2 separate regions of the Mus musculus genome follow, and region 2 is linked to region 1. The links are chromatin loops, found by intact Hi-C in ENCODE. Cell type or tissue: left cerebral cortex. All regions are shown on one strand.

Region 1 (2,500 bases):
CACAGAACACACCAGCTGGGGTCACCTTTGCAGTCTTCTTTTTTGAGTTCCCGTTGTTTTGTGGTTTTTCCCCCCTTTTATTTTCTGTACAATGATATTTTTAATACTTTTGAGATTATAATTTGATTAGGACATTCCGCCCTTCACTTTTCTCCCTCCAAACCTCCCATATAACCTCTCCACTCTCCTTCAAAGTCATGGCCTTTTAAAAAAAGTTGTTATTGAGTATATGTATGTACACATATATTCCTAATTGGTTTTTGAAAGTCTCATGGTGCCAAAGCTGGCCTCAAAATCCTTATGTGGCCGAGGCTAACGATCTTCCTGCCTGTCTTCCAACCGCTGGGATTATGAGCATGCACGGCAAACCCTGCCTGAGATTGCCTTCTTTTACTATTCTTTCCCACAATTCTGACGGCGGGGTGAGGTGGGGTAGTAATGAAGGAGGATGAGGACAAGTGAATCTGGCTTAGTAAGAATCACTGGATTTCTTTCAAAGGTAAGACTCAGGTGAGAGCTCATCCTCCAAGAAGCTAGTGAACTACAAGCCTTGGTTTCCTTCTGCCGGCCCGGCCCACAGATTTCCACTCGGGCTGTTCACTCCACCCTCCACCCACAAGGCTACTACTGTGTCCAACTCCTCTCCTGTCTCTAGAGCCATCCTTTGTTGTTAAACTCCAGCAGGTGCACATGGTGGCGCTCAGAGCTCCCTTTCTCCAGAGCCTGGGGCCCATGCACCACGGCGATCTTGCAGATCACAGAATCGAATCCGATTCGATCGGAGACCAGAGTAGCCCAAGCAGGCACACGCGTGCAGGGCTCAGATCGGAGCACGGTGGGTGCCCTGTGTTTACTGGTTTGGGCCGGTGGTCTCTCCCAGACTCCGCTGTGCACACAGGCGGCGCCTCCTTCTCTGCTCTGGACTTAGTAGGACTACATCCCAGCCCGGAGGCCACCGTGGGTCTCGGGACGTTCTGAGTGGTTCGGGCGCCCGACTGGGCAGCTGAGCCGCCCAGCCCTCCCGCACCGCCGTCTCTCCAGGCCCAGGCCCCCGGCTGTTTCCTGGGCGTGCACCCTCCCGCGCCGGCGGCCTCGACTGCCGCGCTGTTCCGGTCCCGAGGCCCCCTCCCCGCAGAGCCGGCGCTCCCAGGCTGTTCCCGCCCCCTCCCGCCCCGCGGCTGTTCCGGCCCGGACGCCCTCCGCCCTCCGCCCCGCGGCCTCCACGCGCCCTGGGCCCGGCGCTGCGAGGGCGCGGCGGGAGGGGGCGCCACGCGGAACAGCCGCTGCCCCGGCCCGACGCGCTCACCCTCCAGGGCCTCGAAGATCGCCTGCGCCATCTTGGAGCTGCCGCCGCCCGGGGAGTCGGAGCGGGGCTACGCAAGCATTGTGAGAACCGCGGCGGGGTCGGGGCCGCCAGGGGGCGCCCAGGAGCCGACGCCGAAGCCCCTGCCCCGGAAACAGCTTGCCCCGCTGTCCGGCCGGAGACCCAGTCCCCTAGTAGTTCCAATTCTACACAGACATACGTCCGGCGCTCGCACATCGCCTCCCAACGCGGACACCGACCCCAGTTCTTCAACACGCACCCCATGATCGCTGCACACAGTCTTCTTCAAGGTTGCAACACCAACCCACCTCACCGAGATTGTCTGTTACATGGACACCCCACACCTTGCAACTGTGCCACGCTGATTGGAAAGCAGCCTTCTCGAAGGACTCCTATCTCTGGTCTTAATTCCTCAGTTTATGTTAGATTCCCTCAGTGCTCTTCTTAACCCCAATTTCCAGCTTTGGAGGGACCTCCATTCCCATTCACACACCTCTCGACTGTGATTCTCTGAGACCCCATTTCTTTGACGACCCTATTACCATTTCAGCCATTCCTAGCTCAAACTCATAGGGAGGGGATCCACTCCCAACTTCATGTCGTCGTTTTTACATTTATTATTAATTTTGTTTTGTGTATATGGACACACATGGCATATATCTACACACAGACACACAACAAAACACATGTGTGAAGATCAGAGGACAACGTTCCGGAATCGATTCTCTTCCCTCCATCATGTGAGACCCTGGCACTGAACTCAGTCCAGCAGCAAGTGCTTTTACCAGCTGAGCCGTCTCTAAGTTTTGTTTATAATCCATGAAGTCCAATTTGAACTGCTGGTACATTATATTGATCAGTGTGTCAGTGTGGGGTCATCCACTGGAACATGGTTTATCAGGGACTACATATACACTTAGAGGACTTTCTCTCCCAAGACAGACCTCTGGGGATTTGTGAGGTCCTCATCCATGCATTCTGGAATGATGACTGGCTTGATCCTGTGCAGGTGGAGAAAGCTACAGCTGGTCTGAGTTTGCAAGTGCTGTAGCCCTGCCATTTCCAAGACACGATTTCACCCCAGGCCTCCCCAAACTCTGGCTCTTATATCTTTCCACCCCGACATTCACCATGATGCCTGAGTCTTGGAAAGAGGAAAAGATGAGATAGAAGTCC
Region 2 (2,500 bases), 58 kb after region 1:
AGTGGGGCGGGGGCAGGGTAGAAGAGCTAGGGACTTGGAGGTACAGCTTGAAGTCTCGAGAGCTCAAAATGGGGGATCAAGCAAGCAACCCTTCCTGGAGTGTACAGAATAGGGAGTGGGAAGTGTGGTTTGATCTGAGGCTGGAGGTGGGGGCTTATGTTAAGACATTACTCTAGCTCAGTGATGGTAGTGTTGTAAGATGTCCTTACAACAGCTTTCTAGGTGGGAATTCTTCATTCCATTTCACGGTAAAGGAGTGGAGGTTCAGAGAAGTGAGTCAGTTGTGGGCCTGGGATCCAGACTTGTGTGGGACATCACCCCAGGCTCCCTGAATGAGGGGCAGGGCACTCATCTGGCCTTCACTTTTCCTTTCCCTGGGCCTGCAGGCTCTTGTTTCAGCCTCTTTGTGTCCCCAGCGCTTGCCCTTTCATGGGTCTCTTCACATTGGTGCAGACCATTAACTTAACAAACATGCTCATGCTGGATGATAGTGGTGCATACCTTTAAACCCAGCACTCGGGAGGCAGAGGCAGTGGATTTCTGAGTTTGAGGCCAGCCTGGTCTACAGAGTGAGTTCTAGAACATCCAGGGCTACACAGAGAAACCCTGTCTTGGGGGGGGGGGGGCGAGAAAGAAACCCAACACCCTCCCCCAAAAGATACCTGCTCCCAATACCTTCTGCTATAGAGGCTCAGACCCTCCCCATCTTGCATATCATTTAGACAGTAAATCCCATTGCCATTTTATCCTTCCACTCTCTGCCTCTGCTTACATGCCCCCATGAGGGGAGCTCACTCTCGTCCCAGCCAGTCTGCAGCTTTGTAGAGTCTGGCTGGTGGGTAGGCTTTGCATGCTTCTCTGTGACTTCCTAGAAAGGTCCTGGGGTCAGAACATGGAGGTCTCTTCTACCCTGGGGCAAGACTAGTTTCTGGGGCCAGGGACTGTACCCGTAAGTCCTAAGCTGTGTTCTGATGTGTTCCAGGCTGTTCTCTTACATTTCCATTTGGCAGACATTGAATCCCTACCAAATGTATCCTGTACAAGGTGGGCCCTGTTTCTTTCAGCATATACTTTTTGGAGGACTCTTGTCCTTTTGTTCAAAACAGTCTGGGCCTCCGCTGGAGTCAGAACCCTAGGCTATCTGGCTGAGTGATTGTGAATGTTGCTGGCCTCTGAGGAGCCTGGATAGGGGGACAGGATGTAGCTAGGACTTAAGGATAGCAACACCACGCCTGTCTCTCCCCAGATGATGGTAAGCTCTCGTTTGAAGAATTCCAGAATTACTTTGCTGATGGGGTTCTCAGCTCTGCGGAGCTGCGGGAACTGTTCAGCGGCATCGATGATCATCTCACTGAGTGAGTTCAATAGAAGGGCCGGCTTGCTGTGGCAGAGCCCGGCCAGCTCATCCCAACCCACTGTGTCCCCTGCTGTCAGGTTCTTGCTGGAGGACAGGGGGTGGGGAAAGACAACAGGCCCAGTGCCAACTTTGTCAACCCACCCACACCTTCTCCAGCTCCAGTCTTGTTGCTATACTGATTCCAGCTGGGACCTCAGAATAACCAGACTTGAGTCACCAACCATGCTCAGCCCTTCTATTCCCAAGCAGAGGATGTTTGAGGACAGCTGGGTTCTGCCTGCCTCTGCCTGTGGATGCAGATGCAGGAGTCCATACTCTCTTGCTTCCCACATGCCCACATCTGGTTCACGTGTATGCTCCTTCCCTGCTTCTTCACTTGGGGACACACACCATGAACATGTACAGCTACCCCTGTCCTCTCCTTTTCCTTCCTTTCCCTTCCCGTCCCATCTCCTTAGTGTAAATCCTAGACTAGGTCAGCATTCAAGGTTTCAAGGACTTAGACTGACCCTCTGAAGGGCCTGTGACCCCTCCCCAGCAGCCATGCTATGTGAGGCTCAGTAGGAGCTGGCTTGCTGTGGCACAACCAGGCATCTGTCTGGTTCTCCAGGCCCAGGTGCTAAGAGTCTCAAAGATGTTTTCTCTTTCCCCCACAGCAATTTAGAGACAGAGAAACTGTGTGGTGAGTAGTCTTGTGTCCCAGCCCCTGGGCGGGTGGGTGTGGTGAGGGATGCTTTATGGGGCTGGCCTCTTGGGATGGGAAGGCTGGAGCAGCTGAGGAATTCTGGGCTGGAGAGATGGTTTAGGCTAGTGCCCCTGGACCTCTTCTGCCTGCAGACTACTTCTCCACACACCTGGGTGTCTACCGGCCCGTGCTGGCTGCGCTGGAGTCTCTGAACCGTGCGGTGCTCACTGCCATGGACACTACAAAGCTGGTGAGTACAGGGAGGGGTCGTGGGGAGCCTGAAGTGTCAGAGCCCAGTGAGGCTGTGGAAACGAGGGTTGGGTTCAAGTTCTGGCACTCCTATTTACCAACTGTGCCATTTCCTCCAGAGCCATAGTCTTCTCTTCAGTAGCCAGGGTGGCTCACACCTGAACTCTCAGCCTTCAGGAGACAGAGGCAGGAGATTTGCTGCTAGTGTC

Evidence for each region. A loop is a pair of places that touch in the nucleus more often than their neighbours do. Peaks named below come from ENCODE experiments on the same cell type or tissue, not always from the same donor. Only the 100,000 strongest peaks of a DNase experiment are listed, where the experiment ranks them.
Region 2: a loop joins it to region 1, with 3 times the contacts of the local background. A loop is called at or near these places in 13 of 42 quality-filtered maps.

The regions. Positions count from the first base shown.
Region 1 is chr2:154,612,209-154,614,708 of GRCm38, reverse strand. It overlaps Zfp341 (zinc finger protein 341), which reads right to left and starts at 1,341. Exons shown (of 15, transcript NM_199304.1): 1 at 1,307-1,341. The coding sequence starts at 1,337. In left cerebral cortex, CTCF peaks have their summits at 681 and 1,406 (motif pointing right); DNase peaks (open chromatin) are centred at 699 and 1,413; H3K4me3 peaks cover 1,806 bases; H3K27ac peaks cover 1,688 bases.
Region 2 is chr2:154,554,439-154,556,938 of GRCm38, reverse strand. It overlaps Necab3 (N-terminal EF-hand calcium binding protein 3), which reads left to right. Exons shown (of 13, transcript NM_021546.3): 3 at 1,247-1,355; 4 at 2,014-2,039; 5 at 2,195-2,292. Among named protein-coding and RNA genes, the nearest start is that of Necab3, 3.2 kb to the left of the region's middle. In left cerebral cortex, no CTCF peak of the experiment used is centred here; DNase peaks (open chromatin) are centred at 34 and 1,514; H3K4me3 peaks cover 1,180 bases; H3K27ac peaks cover 1,624 bases.